Linked DNA regions of Homo sapiens: region 2 is linked to region 1. The links are chromatin loops, found by intact Hi-C in ENCODE. Cell type or tissue: mammary epithelial cell. All regions are shown on one strand.

Region 1 (8,000 bases):
ATATATAGAACATAGGAAAGGCTTTCCTAAGGAAAGTGTAAAACCCAGAAGCCATAAATGGAAAAACTGACTAATTTAACCACATAAAGTTTGAAACCATCTGCACAATGAAAAACAGAAAAATTAAAAAGATAAATGTTGGTTTCAAAAGAAAGCGTTTATACCCATAGATATTTTCTGAACTCTGACTAATCAGTAAATGTAAGATAACTCCTAGAAAACTGCAAAGGAAATGAACAAGTGTCACCAAAAGGGAGAAATACCAGTGGCCAGTGTGTGTCTTTCAACGTTCAATCTTGCTCATCCTCAATGAATTGCAAATCAAAGACCATCAACTGACAAAGAAAAAAAAATTTTTTTTTTTTTTGAGACAGAGTCTCACTCTGTTGCCCAGGCTGGAGTGCAATGGCATAATCTTGGCTCACCTCAACCTCCGCCTCCTGGGTTCAAGTAATTCTCCTGCCTCAGCCTCCCGAGTAGCTGGGCTTACAGGTGTGCACCACCACATCTGGCTAATTTTTGTATTTTTAGTAGAATTGGGGTTTCACCACGTTGGCCAGGCTGATCTTGAACCCCTGACCTCATGTGATCCACCTGCCTTGGCCTACCAAAGTGTTGGGATTGCAGGCGTGAGCCAACCACACCCGGCCAACAAAGAAAGTTTTTAAAGTTGAAAATAAACACTGTCGGCAAGAGTTTGAAGCACTGTCATATATTTTGTCTGCAGGAGTATAGAAAAGTAAAGCCTGCACTGTCAATATGCATATCAGTGACCCACTGATACTTCTAGCTTTGTATATCTACAAAAATACTGAAACACAAACATTGTGGTATTGAAAACTTGAAAATAACTCAAATGTTCATCAAGAAGAAAATGGTTACGTAAAATATGATATACTCATATGATCCAATATTATTCAGCTCTTTAAAATAATAAGGAAGAGGCTACAGACTAACATGGAAAACAATCTCCAAGCTATATTTTTAAAAAGATAAGTATAAAACATTATGTACTATGTGATCTAATACATGTAAAAAATGATCCAAGTATATGCACATGTACAGGTTTATTAAGGCAGAAGAAAATACTTGAAGGCTTCATAGCCAGAACCATTTCCAAAAAGTGAATTTTTATTCTGTTTCCTGGTCTGTGGCTTGGATCTTTACAATGAGACTGTATTGCTTGTCTGTGGCTCCTTTGTTTTTTCATTTTTCAAGAGTAGGGGAAAGTTGAGGAAGGCCCATGATTTATCTTTCTTATGACTCTTTAATTTAATAATTTAAAATTATTCATACCATTTTTAAATACAGTCTTAGTCATCTCCATCGTCGTTGTCATCATCATCCAGGTTTGCAGTCATGGAGCACCCTTCCGTGCATGGGACATGTTACATATGTCATGTCTGATGCCCATCACCATTCTGCAAAGGGGATATTGTTATCTCTTTTTTTTTTTAGATGGAGTCTTACTCTGCTGCCCAGGCTGGAGTGCAGTGGTGTGATCTTGGCTCACTGAAACCTCCACCTCCCAAGTTCAAGAGATTCTTCTGCCTCAGCCTCCTGAGTAGCTGGGATTACAGGTATGCACCACCACACCTGGCTAATTTCTGTATTTTTAGTAGAGATGGGGTTTCACCATGTTGGCCAGGCTGGTCTCGAACTCCTGGCCTCAAATGATCTGCCCACCTTGGCCTCCCAAAGTGATGGGATTACAGGCATGAGCCACCTCATTTGTCCTTTTGATAGACAAATAATCTGGGACTCAGGGATGTTATACAACCGCCAAAAGCAGAGCAGGGATGGAGCCATTGTTGGGCTCCTACTTCTCTCTCCACCCCCTGGTGGCTTTCAGGAGACATATCCTGAGTAGGACCCTTTCAGAGGCCCTGCCCTCCCACGGGACACATTCAGGATGCTCCCACACCCCTGGCTGTCATTGCACCATGTCCACACTGGAGCTGACATCTGCAAGGGCATCCGGCCAGCCAGGCCTTCCCCTGGGTACTCTGAAGTCAAGTTGGCCATAGGATGCCAGCAGGAACACCACCATCTTCATATACTTATATATACATGTATACACACACATATACATACATGTACAAACACACAGATACACTCACCTATATATACATGTTTTTGATAGAAACTCAGCTTCTCTGGGCACCAAAAGCAATCATGCTGAATGGAATTGGACATAGGCAAAATTGTGAAGAATAATAAGGCCTCCTCGTATTTTCCTCTCATTTCCCATTCAGCACATAGTGTTATTTGATGTAGGCTGAGCATCAAATCGCATCATGGGCAGGGAATGCAGGTATGGGAGGACTCCTGGATGGACTGGACCAGGTATTCCTCCAGCCCTCCCACCCCATTCTTCTGTGCAGGGTGCTTACCAATGCACCACCCCTGGCATTTATAAAAGCAAACAGTGTGTTCTGGCTAGAATCCTCCCCTTCTCTGTTTAGCCACATGCTTCTCCCCTCCCTTGCTTTGCCTTCAGGAGTCAGTGCAGGCTGACCGCCTGTGCCCAGATGCAGCACTCAGTCTGTCTAAGGTTCCAAGGCTGACTGCACTTCCTCCCTCCTCCCAGCCTGTTGCCCTTCATGCCTTTCCCTGGGCTACCTCCCACCTCCACCCTCCCAAGAAAAACTACCTCCCTCCTTACACACTGACGACAGGTAGTGGCTTCAAGTTGTCCTCATCTTATAATATATATGTAATATATACTTGAAACTTTCCATAGCCAAACCCAGGAAATTCTGGTACTAATGGGTACCCATGAAATCCAGAAGAAGGGACTATTTGTGGGAAAGTGAGCCTTTTGGTCCCCAGTGCTATCCGTTCTCTCTTTTGATATGTGTAATTGCTGTTTTAATGTCATACAGTTAAAATGAGCATGCACAAAGTAAAATGTCATCAAAATCCTCCCATGAAGTGGCTCCCTGCAGCTCATGGACTTAAAGGTGAAAATACACACTTACTCGTCTCCAAAGCCAGTTGTTAGGAATCTTTCTTAGAGATCCCATTTTCATAGGAATTCCAGAATCTCATTTATTTATAGCTGTCCTGCATCAACAATGAATACATTGAATACAACTGGAAGTGCCAATTCCTTCCTGAGTTTAAAATTTATACTGGTGTCTAGTAAATGGCTCTCAGAGAACTTCCTTGGGTTCCAATCATTAAGGGGTGCCAATGAATCATCCAAGATCAAGAAAGAGAGAAAACACTACTGCTACACCTCCTTTTAGAAACAGCATGGGGGGGCCAGGCACGGTGGCTCACGCCTGTAATCCCAGCACTTTGGGAGGCCGAGGCCAGCGGGTCACCTGAGGTCAGGAGTTCCAGACGAGCCAGGGCAACATGGTGAAACCCCGTTTCTACTAAAAATACAAAACTTAGCCAGGCATGGTGGTGCATGCCTGTAATCCCAGCTACTTGGGAAGCTGAGGGAGGAGAATCACTTCAACCCGGGAGGCAGAGATTGCAGTGAGCTGAGATCATGCGACTGTACTCCAGGCTGGGTGACAGAGCGAGACACCATCTCAAAAAAAAAAAAAAAAGAACATGGGGTTTCATCTGGAAGGATGGTTCTTGTCAGCGGATGTGGGAGCCATGTGAGTGTAGAGAGGAATGGAGAGTGAGGATGTAGAGCTCGTACGTGCTCCACACCTACCAGTGTGAGGCCAAGCAGCCCTGCTCTAGACCTCACAGTAGGAGGAGCTGTGGGTCCAGCAGAGGGTTCCTTTCCCTGCCGTCCCCGGAGATCTGAACCTTTCTCTAGATAGTCATACATACTGGACAAATAGGGCAAGATCTTCTACTACGAAGATGTATGTGGTCCAACACATAGCCCAGATTTACGTGGCCTGTCGATGCACACACTAACCCTTGCTGCTATTAGCTCTCCTCCCTAATAGGTAAGAGCACTGATTTTTCCTTAAGCGTGCTATTCTGGAAAAATCTACATGATGCCTGCTCTGGTCTGGCCATGTGACAGTTCTTCCAGAGGGACTTATATGTTCCTGTGGGTTCTGGGACTGGAAACACCTTATCTTGGGAGATGTCTCACACTTAAGTTGAGCAAATGATTTCCCTTCTCGGCTTTTTCACGGTGGATTCACAGGCACATGGTTTCTGTCTGAATGTGTAGAAAACAATTATCTCATCTCATCCACTCACTGTCCTGACTGTCAGAACCTGCCCTTACAAGTCCCAAATCCAGCTGTGTTTCTTCTTCAGTTACAAAAGGAAGTAGAAGATGATCTATTTTAAACTGCCATGGGGAAAACACAATGGGAATCAACAATTCAATTTTTCTTTAACTTTGTTAAGAGAAACTCATTTTTATCAAGCCGTATTGGGAATATAAAAGTAGAAGCTAGAAGGGAAGCAGTGTTGCCTATAATTTGTGTCTGGTCCTGAACATATGCTTTCTTATTTCTTGCACCCGTTTAACCCAGCACAAATCTTATGTATTTCCTACATCATTCATTGTTTTGTGCTTGAAAAAATATTTTTCTCTACATTCATCTTTCTCTGTGGGCTTCCTATTCCTTGACACTCTTTTTGACATCAGAGTCAACTTCCTCCTCAACCTGTCCAAATATTCTCTGACTTATTATTGAATGACTGCATTGGCACTCACCAGATTAGAGTAATTTCCAAGCTAATAATTACACTGGGCAGAGCCACAGACACACACAATCTCACACACACACTCACACACACACACACACACGTGTCTCCAGGCATCCCCTGCAGCCTTTGGCTTCACACATACCACATCATAATGCTGCTGGGAATGGGGAGGTTCCTCCGCTAGGTCCATCGAAGCACCCAGATTAAAATATGGTGACCATTTTATTATTTTATCAGACCAGAAAGGAGAAGCCACGGCCCTTAAAATATAGGTGCCCTTAAAGGAAAATTGAATGAATAATTTTAAGCTGAATACGAGTGTGGAAATCCAAGTTACATGATAACCGCTGGCCTGATGTTCTCATGGCACAGTCTTGATTAATACTTTTTAGCCTACTGCTATATGTTTACTGAACCCCTCAGGACAACTTTAATTGGTTCTGAAAAAGCCTGAATATGCCACATTATTCTAGAAGATGACAGTAACAGGTTGGGTGACCTGTGAAGCAGATTCGCAATCAAAATGAATGATTGTTTGTATTTTAAGCCTCTGAGTCTGGGTGTTTGTTATGCAGAAGTACTGAGGTCTGGGACATCCCTGTGAGCTCCCCATCTTCCTATTCCAGCAGGGTATTTTCTGTTAGCCCAATCCTGTTTCTTTCTTAGGCCATCAACCTCCACAAGATCACAGAGCACAGTGAGAGATAATCTATGTTATACACCCAGGAGGTCCAAAAATTTGGTTCCAAAACTTCCTACTAATGTAGAAAAGCATAAGGAACCTTGGCTCCATATAACCATCAATTTAATGCACATTTCAAAATAATTTCAAATGGTAATTTCAAAATAATATATACCAATATTTTTAATATATTACTATGATATATTATGTACTAATATGTTAATAATTAATATAAATGATAACAACATTTAATATGGAAACTTCCCCTGAAGCTCATGACAGAAAATCATACTAGTCCTTGTCTCCTGGCAGGAAATAAGGAAATAAATGTAGAGTATCTAGATTGAATCTGAACCAAGTATAATATATCACGCAACTGCTGGCATCTGATGCATATGTTGGCATAACTTGAAGACATGATAGTCTTTCTCAAATGAATAATTATCTCTGGTTTAACAGGGCCTATTTCATCCAGTTAGCAGTCCTTATATGCAAAAGGATGAAGATACTGGACAGGACAAGCCCCCTGTGATGAGGGCTGCAGGAATGTCATAAAATCTTCTCCCTTACATGTGTGTGGACTTGCTGTGGGTGGCATGAATAACCATGGCATGATAGTGATAAGTATATAAAATAAAGGGAAAATTCAATGGTCATTACTTGTTTTCTTCCCTCCTCTACCTGCAGAAACAGCACCACAGTTGCTTGGGAACATTTCCAGCAACTCTCCAGAACTGATGGAAGATCAGATACGAGGTAGTTGGCAGGCAATGACTAACTAGCTGTTGCAGTTAAGAAGAGGTATAAAACCCTTCTGGTTGGTAGGCCCACACTCTCCATAATGACCTGATCCTCTGTGTGTTTATATAATGGGAAACCCAGGAAGAAAATGCTCTGTTCTCATCAACGTGTGTCTGAATTGTTACTCTTCAGTTTATTTCCATTATTTCCTAACTCTCAGAACGGGAGTATATCCCTGCGACTGAAGAAATAACATTTCTCAAGGAACACTACAGTGGCCTGTATTTTCCAAAGATGACACCAACAATATGTTCCCAATCCACAGATTCTCCTGCAATGTGACGGTCAGACCCTTTGACCACTTTGTCCAATAGAACACAGCAGAGAGAATGCTGTTCCACTCGTGGTTGTCCTTAACAGGTCTGGGAACTTTCACTTCCTGCTTTGTGAAAGCCAAGCGCCATGAAAGAGGTATGGCGATCTGAAGACCACCAACCTGTGAGTAGTCCAGGTTCCACTGACAGGCCCTGAAGGATGAGGATGTCACGTGGAGAGGGAAAAGCAAGGAGCAGCATCAAGTGACAGTCCTAGCCAGGCAGAGCAGAGAAGAACCACCCCAGACAAGCCCCTGAAATATTTCAGACACACAAAATCATGAGTTTTAAGCCATTACTGGCTTGTTGAGGTTCCTATGACTCAGCAATAGATAACTAAAACAGGTTCCAGTGTTTATCCCAGTTTTGCCCAATCCCAATCTTCACTGAAGGATGCCATTTGACCATCAATTAGTCGCTGTGTCCTCTAAGGAAGCATGCAGACAGCAAGTTTGTGGTGTTTACTAAAGAAACACTCTATGTTTGACCCATTGCACTGGACACAGATGGCTGCCTTGAGAGTCAGGGCTCCTATGGTACATATGTCTTTATTTTATAAGCAGGATGACCATATTTTCTGAACCACAGACCCAGGAATGTGGTTTGACAATTATAAATGCAATCAGGAGGCAAGAAGACCGAATATTTTAAATCAGCACTACCCCAGAAAATACGGAAATTATACTGGTTGTGCTTACTGTCTGTCGTGTTTTATAAATAAACCTTAGACAATCTACGTACCCTTCATGTTTCTACTCCTTTGTTAGTAATAAACTACTACATCCTTCACAGATTGTGGAGATTAAATGAGATAATTCACACATAATCAGGAGACTATATGGCACATTGTAGAACTGCTCCATAAATATTAGCTAATTACATTTTTATAGTTGCTATCTCTTTATGTCCCTTTCATATACCTTAAGTACAGTAAGTGTTCAATAAATAGTTGTTTATGGAAGTTAAGGTTGTTTGTTGGGATTATGGAGTCTATTAGTTGGCTATTGTTGTGTAACAAATTACCATAAACTTAATGGCTTCAAACAACTTCCATTCATTATCTCACAGTTCTGTAGGTCAGAAGTCCAAGTGGGCTCAACTGGGGTCTCTACTTAGGGTCTTTCAGGGCTGAAATTTTGGCTGGGCTGGGCTCTAACCAAGGTTCTGAGGAAGAGTCTGCTTTTAAGCTTGTTCAGGTTGATGGGAGAATTCCATTTTTTGCTATTGCTTGACTGACTTCTCCATTTCTTTGTTAGCTGTCAGTCAAGGGCCATTCTCAGCTCCTAAGGCCATTTGCATTCTTTGCTCCATGGCCTCCTCTATCTTCAAAGCCAGTAATTGTTCATCAAATACTTCTCATACTTGGAATCTCTCTGACTTCCTCTTCTTCTACCAATCAGATAAAACTCCACTTTAAAAAAATAGATTTAGGAGGTACAAGTGCAGTATTGTTACATGTATGTGGATATATTTCATCATGGTGAAATCTGGACTTTTGCGTACACGTCACTCAAATAGTGAACATTGTACCAAATAGGTAGTTTTTTAACCTTCACCCCATT
Region 2 (8,000 bases), 740 kb after region 1:
ATACTTCAATGAAAATGGCATATTAAAAACATATAAATTACATTTAAGCTCTGTACATGATTCTTAACAAAAATAACAATACCGTGTTCTGTACAATACTGCTTCCTCTGAACATTCCAAACCCAAGAAACACTTTCCCTTGAATTCCCAAAAAAAGTGGGCAAAATACACATGGAGTATAATTAAAACCATTTCACCAAATACAAAGCTGTCAGTTTCTTTGAAGGCACACATTTTGTTGTATCTCAGGAACTCCCATTTCAGAAGCCCCTTGTCTTCCGACCCCAACAGGCAGCAGAGGGCAGCCTCCGTTCCAGCGAATCTTTGGCTGCTAAAGGGAGAATATTCTCAGCAGGGAGGCAGCAGAAATGGAGCCCCTTCATCCTCAAACCAACAGACCAGATCGGTTGTCAGGAACCTCAAGACCCGAGGTGCCTCCTCGCTGCCTTTTGCAGGCCCTTATTCCCAACGTTTTGAAATATTCACTCCATATATGACATGGAGTGAAGCTGCCACCTATTTTCTTGAAAGGCATTTGCTGCTCACTACCAGTCTACCACCAGAATCAATGTATACAGCCCTGGGGATGACCATGTGTCCTGCTCCCCAGGACGCCGTGCTGCCAGACCCCCTGCCTGGCTTGGGTGCTCCTAGGCAGGGCAGCTCTCTGTGTCAGAGGACAGAGAGGAGCAGGGCTCCACCTCACCCAGTCTGCAAACAAGCCCACTGGCCGGCGGGCTCTTGTGATTGCTGAGTATGGTGTCTTCTCAAAGGTGACTGAGGTCCCTGTGGGGTCTCGGCGGGGCTTCTATCCCCGAACCCCGGGCCCTGGTGCCACTCAAGCTTCCAGCTGGACTTGGGCCTCGTCCACCTGCAGAGTGTCACAGTCCCCCAGCAGCTCAGTCTCTGGGACAGAGCCTTCCTCCTCCTCCTCTGCTTCCTGCACGGTGCTCTGGGCCCCATCTTCTGGGGCGTTCTGTGTGTCATCAGCGCCCTCTGAGAGCAGGGCTGCCCTGTCTGCCATGGATGTGTTGGAGGGGGCCGTGGTGACGTAGCCTGTGCTGGTGGAGCCACTGCCACTGTGGTGTGAGCTGGGCTTGGGGACCATCTGAGGAGGCACCTGCTGCGGGGCCATCTGCATTGGGATCTGCACCGGGTAGAAGTTGGGCAGGTAGGCCCCATAGGCCGGCACCGGCTGGTAGCCGTTGACGGGGACGTAGAGCTGCGGCGGGGGCACCATGGGTCTGATCTGGCCCTTCATGGGGATGAACTGGGGCTGTGGGAAGGGCGGGGCCTTCTGCTTGGGCCCCACGTAGCGGGCGTTGCTCACATTGCTCACTGGGCTGGTGCTCAGGGAGCTGGTCTGCGTGGTGTTGCTGGCCCCCGAGGTCTGCGCCGAGCTGTTGTAGTTGGAAAGGTTGCCCCAGGCTCGGAGCCGGCTGTGGATGTCCTTGAAGCGGGGCCGCCGGCTGGGGAACTCGTTCCAGCACTCGATCATGAGGGCATACACCCAGGCGGGACAGTCATCGGGGCAAGGCAGCACCTGCCGGTTCCGGATCATCTCCACCACATCCTGGTTGGAGTACCCGCAGTAGGGCTGCAGGCCGTAGCTGAAGACCTCCCACAGGACCACACCGTAGGACCAGATGTCTGAGTCGATGGAGAACTTGCCGTACATGATGGCCTCTGGGGCCATCCAGCGGATAGGCAGCAGCGAGTTCCCCAGCAGCTTGTAGTAATCGGCGGCATACACCTCTCGGAAGAGGCCCAAGTCTGAGATCTTCACGTTCAGCTTGTCGTACACTAGCACATTGCGGGTGGCCAGGTCCTTGTGAACCACGTGGTGGCTGGATAGGTACTCCATCCCCGCCGCGATCTGTGCCACAAGGTGCACGAAGTCGGGGGGCTCCAGGGCGGACTTCACCGTGCGGTCATCATCGGTGCTGCCCACGTCCGAGTGCGGCGAGCGCATGACCAGGAATTCGTGGAGGTCGCCGTGCGAACAGTAGCTGAAGATCATGCTCAGGGGCTGGTCCTTGGTCACCACGCCCAGCAGGCAGACGACGTTGGGGTGTTGCAGCCGTGCTCGCAGCATAGCCTCATGCCGGAACTCCTCCCGCAGGGGCCCCTCCGCTTTGTCCTTCAGCGTTTTGATGGCCACAGCCTGGGTCTGCTCCCCCGGGGCAGGGCCGAACAGGTGACCTTTGTAGACTTTCCCAAACCGGTCCTCTCCCAGCTCCTCCATGAACCTCACCGCAGACAGGCTGATCTCTTTGAGTTTGGCCTGTCAAGAAGAAAAGCCCCACGTGAAACATCACTGTCACCGCAGCCCTGGAGGAAGCTGCAGAGCAGCCGGGAGGAGTGGAGTCCCTGTGCGGCCACGACTAGGGGGGCCTTGCAGAAGACCCGCTGGTTTTGCCCACCCAGCCTTGGCCTGCCCACCCACAGCTCTCTAGTTAACCTTAAATACGGCTCTGATGCCAAGGTTGCTTCCCATCTGCAATCTTCCACAGATCCCAACCAGGCTACAAATAAGGTCCCTCCAAAATCCAGCTGGGACACACTGACTTCCTTCCCACTTGTGCATGTGTGGACACACACACACACCCTACAGCCAGGCCCAGGCACCAGCTGCCCTGGGGCTGCCCCGGACATACCCTGCCAGGTTCCCTCCAACCCCCATGTGTGCCGACACATCACGTGAGATGTGATGTCTTTTTCTCATGGACCCCACAGAGGCTTTCCCACGACATTTTTGTCTTGGCAATTTTGTCACTTATAAGAGTCCAAGCCAGTTGTTCTACAGAGGTTCCCTCAATGGGCCTGTCCATGGGCCTCTTGACTAGGGTCTCTGTTAAACATGTTCCTGGAAAGAGTACCCCACAGGTGATAGGAGCCCTGAGAACCCTGCATCTCTCTCGGCCTCTATGACACCAGCTCCTCCCGTGTGGCCAGCCCTCATCCTCCCCAGAGGTTCCTGGGCCTCCGTGCAAGCCCCGGGGCTCTGTGCCCTCCTCGCTGGCCAGCCCCTGCCCATAGCAAACTCTCACCGACTCTGGGACTGAAGAGCCAAGTGCATCAGCTCCCTCCTGGCCACCTTGAAGAGCCCCTGCAAAGCTGGCTGAGAATGATGTTACCTACGGCTTGCAATGAGTGTAAATGCCCTTTTACAACACAACCTGGAGAGGCTGCAGCACATGTTCTCATCTGTTGTATTTCAGTGCCCCACCCCCATCTAAGGCTGCTCTGGGATGAGGGGTGGCCTTTTAGTGGTAGCCTGTCCACCTACTCCCATTTAAGAGCTATTCTCCTATCCTTCCCTGTAAACAAAACAAAGCAAAACCAACCCAACCCAAAAGTGTCAAGAAAAATTATGGGGAGCATTGGAGCCCTGTTGTTCTTGTGTGTCTTCTGGGCAGAGCTGAGGCACCTGGACAGTGAGGACACTCGCTGGGGCCCACAGGGGCAGCATGGTCCAGGCAGAAGGAGGCCCATGGACTCTGGGGCAGTGAATTCCCAACACGCCTGCCATTTATTTTCTAAAGCACACATGTCCTGATCTAGTTTACAGAAAAAAAAAATGGCAAAATGAAGCGGAGTTTAAAATAATTATGTGCTATGTATCAAGTAAATTAAGACATTTAATGTTGGGGGAAACAACCCCTGAGGATTAAACCTGGAAGAGCCACCCGGGTAGAAAATGTAAGGCATGGAGACCTGTTTGTGCTGGTTAATGAGGGGCATTTCCATGTCTTGGCTGGGCGAGGCCATCAGCTGTCGCCGCTGCGGTGTGGACGCAGATGCCTTCTGCTTATTCCGGCACATGCAAACCAAGAAGAAAAGGCAAGCGATGACCAGTGGAATTGCGATGCTGGGGACCAAGATGTACAGAATCCCCATCTTGCTGCTGTCTCGGGGACCTGTGAACAATAAGGCTTTCGTGATTTTTCAGAAAACATCCCTTTTCTACTCTAAGTTCTCTACCAACCCACTCTCCACCTCCAGCCAAAATCTTCACGTGCACGTGTGTCATCACCTAAGTTACACAATGGGGTAAAAGGGCACACCACACCTTAAAAAACATGATGCACCAAAAAATGCACACCCGGCTGCATCCTGGGGAAACAAAACCCAAAACTGCCCAACCTGGAAACAAGCGGGAATATGCAGTATAAAAAGTAAATGAATTCTAATGATCTTAATAACGACCACATCCGCTTTCTGTTCCTGATGTTTGAATACCATCGGAGATAGGTGCTCTGCCCAATTTCACTTTTATCAAGGTCTCCCCAGCTACTGACAAGTTCATGAAATTCACTGGAGACCCTTGTCCAAGGTGAGTGAAACTTGGTACTGGGATTAGACACGATCCTTTTCCTCATTCAACATTTTAATGTTTTCTTCACATTTTTATCTAATGATGACAGATTCTTTTAGGGTAATAATTAAACATGCACTAGATTTAAAAGAGCACCAGTAGTCCATGCTCTTGACCCAATACAATATGCAACAGGGGCACAAGAATTCTTGGAAAGCACTGGGTACCAAGATTCAAGGCCACCAGCTACCTTCCCTGCATTTTTTTTTTTTTTAAATCACAGGGAAAAGTAACTCTTTGTCTCCCTCTACAGGATTTACAGAAAGGTACAGGGGGCACACCAGGCAGGCTGAGGTGACCTCAGATTCTGAGCAGGACTCCAGGCAGGGCTGGCTCCTCCCAGGCTGCGTGGCCCCAAGCACCCCACACGTCAAAGCAATTGAATGTAAGACAAAGTGGTGCCGTTTCAGGACGCTGACCCTAAGCCTGGTGGAAGGTGAGTTCTCTAGAGAGCCACTTTCCCACATCCCCAGAAAACCACGGTGTTCTGTTTTCTCCTTAACCTTGCAAATAACTATATCAGACTTAGAGGGCCCCATGGCCAGGGGGCAAAGCGCTTCTCATCTGGAAGCAAACAAGTGATTTCTGGTCAGTGTGAGGCCTAAAAGAGCTAACTCGGTTCTAAAAGTGAACATGCTACTGCCACCTTAGGAAAAAAGCACCTTGTCCCAAAACCCAGCCTTGCCCCACCCCTGCTCCCCCAAATAAGAAGAAATCAAGTAAAACCACAAACAAAACTTTCTTCTGGCCCCACCTAGCAGCTTCCCCTCTGAAAGGGTTCTGAGGCAGGTGTTCCAGAAATCTTCGGGGCACTGGGGATGCCGATTCATTCTTTTTTACTAGGGTTTGGTTCATTTTTCATTATTAAGGTTAGCAGGAGAGTCCAGGCCACTCTCACGCCAAGACCAGAGGTGTGAGCTCACACTGACACCATCACCTGCTTTTATTATCTACTTAACATTACCAACATGACTCATGCTTACTGGGAAAAACTGTAGTATTACAGAAATGTGGCCTTTCAAAAGATAGTATTTCTAACAGTCCTCTTTCCCAAAGGCTATAAATGGTTAAGTTTCGTGTTCTCCTAACTTTATGTATATTTTAGGTTGAACCACATGGAACAACCGATATTCAACTATTCTGACATATAGACACAGTAGTTTTATATGGTTTTCTTAATTCGAATGTTGAATGAACTTTATTTTATTTATTTTTGAGACAGAGTGTTTGTTTATTTATTTATTTTTGAGATGGAGTCTCGCTCTATCTCCTAGGCTGGAGGGCAGTGGTGGGATCTCAGTTCACTGCAACCTCTGCCCCCTGGGTTCAAGTGATTCTCCTGCCTTAGCCTCCCGACTAGCTGGGATTACAGGCGCCCGCCACCATGCCTGGCTAATTTTTATATGTTTAGTAGAGACAGGGTTTTGCACTGTTGGCCAGCCTGGTCTTGAACTCCTGACCTCAGGTGATCCGCCTGCCTTGGCCTCCCAAAGTGCTGGGATTACAGGCGTGAGCCACCACACCCGGCCTAAATGAACTTGATTTTAAATAGAATCGTGTCATCCATATTTTCCTGCTCCTGTTTTTTTGGCAGAATAAAATCTCTTGGACAGCAGCTCATGTTGGAGCAGATAGATATGTGTGTTCTCCCACAGCTGCATGCCACTCCACAGCACAGGCGTCTCCAACTGCCCCATCCAGCCCTACTGATAAACAGTCTGTTTTATGTTTAGCTCTCACAAGTGATTCTGCAATAAATATCCTTCCATTTATGCCCTGTAAGTACAAACCTGCGATACAAGATTCTAAGAATTGACTGGTCCAAAATCATACATTTTTTTCATGCTTTGATTTATTTTTAATTACAAAAGTAATTCCTACTCACTGTAAAAAAAAAAAAAAAAGTCTTGTATTTGAACACTTTTGTAGGTCTGGGGAAATCACTGCTAAAAGTTTGATATCCATCTTTCCAAAACCTCGTAAAAGTCAGGAGCCTGTGTGTGCTCACACACAAACTCCCACTCATTTTCCTTTTGCCAGAAACAAAACAATAAGCAAAAAAGCACCTCTAACACAGTTCTGTCCTACAACCTGCTTTTGTTCCTTACAGGGCACAGGGCCATCCTTCATTGCAGGACAGCTTTAAGGTCTGGAGTGCTCCAGAGTGCCTAGACCGCAATTTGAATGACTGATAATTTCATTCTTAAAATTTGTTCTCCCATAATGAACACATTCTTGAAGATTTGTGTCTGATCTGCTGAGCCAGAGGCAATGCCAAATCTGGAGCTGCTGAATCACACATCAGGAAGGTCATTAGTGCCAGTGTTTATTTCCTGCACTTCGGAGTAGAGACACGCGGGCCTGCACCCCAGGAGGAGATCTCCAGGTGCATGGTGAGCCCAGCCTCGCTTCACCGGCTGCTCTCTCTTTATCCGCGGGTGCCCACTCATTCACCAATTGCTGCTTCCAGCTCCCAGCCCAGCCTTGGTTACCCTGCTGCCTGGACTGGTGAACCGGGCATGACTAAGACAGAGGTGAGAACTGTCGAAGCTGTCAACCATCAGCCACGTGAGCTTCCATATTCATGACATTACAGACACACTTGCAAGGAATGAGGACAAGCAATGAATTCTATTTTCGCCTCACTCCACCAAACCTAAGTGTAAAATCTGAGAAGCAGTGAAAAGCTCAAAAGCTGGTGGGTGGAAGGGAAATATTTTTACGAATATTAGGAACTACTGAGCAATAATGGTGTTTTTTGTTTTTTGTTTTTGAGAAAAGGTCTTGTTTTGTTGCCTAGACTGGAGCGTAGTGGCACCATGATGGCTCACTGCAGCCTTGAACTACTGGGCTCAAGCAATCCTCCCACCTCCACCACCCAAGTAGGTGTGCCACCACGCCTGGACAATTTTTGTATTTTTTGTAGAGACGGGTTTTTGCCATGTTGCTCAGACTGGTTTCAAGCTCCTGGGTTCAAGAGATCCACCCGTCTTGGCCTCCCAAAGTACTGGGATTACAGGTTGTGAGCCACCGCACTGGGAGATAATGTTAATGGAGAAACAAAATGTCAAAGTGAATATCCCAGGACCATCCATACATGGGAAAAGGGCTGATGGAAGGGGGTGGGCCAAAACGCAAACAAGTCACTACTGGGTGGTAACATTAGGGGTGATCTGACATTACTCTTCAGACTTTTCTATATTTTAAAATGTCTTGTAATGGTCAGATGTTACTTTCATAACAACCAATAACTTGCGTTATTTATTTATTTATTTTTGAGACAGGGTCTCACTCTGCTGTCCATGCTGGAGTGCAGTGTCACAATCTTGGCTCACTGCAACCTCCGCTTCCCAGGCTCAAGTGATTCTCCTGCCTCAGTCTCTTGAGTAGCTGGGATTACAGGCATGTGCCACCGCACCTGGCTAATTTTTGTATTTTTATGGGGTTTCACCATGTTGACCAGGCTGGTCTTGAACTCCTGACCTCAAGTGATCTGCCCACCTCGGCCTCCCAAAGTGCTGGGATTATAGGCATCAGCCACTACGCGTGGCCCAACAGCTTTATTTAAAATGGTCACTGTGGTAAGATCAGGGGTCTCTGGTCGCCACCGTACAGAGGCACA

The links. Hi-C counts contacts between places; a loop is a spot of excess contacts. Peaks named below come from ENCODE experiments on the same cell type or tissue, not always from the same donor. Only the 100,000 strongest peaks of a DNase experiment are listed, where the experiment ranks them.
Region 2: it touches region 1 in a loop (4-fold over the local background); 2 of 110 quality-filtered maps call a loop at or near these places.

Annotation. Positions count from the first base shown.
Region 1 is chr9:90,981,690-90,989,689 of GRCh38, forward strand. No RefSeq gene overlaps it. Among named protein-coding and RNA genes, the nearest start is that of LINC02957, 11 kb to the right of the region's middle. In mammary epithelial cell, a CTCF peak has its summit at 3,716; DNase peaks (open chromatin) are centred at 3,752, 4,132, 6,072 and 6,822; H3K27ac peaks cover 1,300 bases.
Region 2 is chr9:91,722,824-91,730,823 of GRCh38, forward strand. It overlaps ROR2 (receptor tyrosine kinase like orphan receptor 2), which reads right to left. Exons shown (of 9, transcript NM_004560.4): 8 at 3,718-3,920; 9 at 1-2,284. The coding sequence ends at 839. Among named protein-coding and RNA genes, the nearest start is that of MIR3910-2, 90 kb to the left of the region's middle. In mammary epithelial cell, a CTCF peak has its summit at 4,628; no DNase peak of the experiment used is centred here.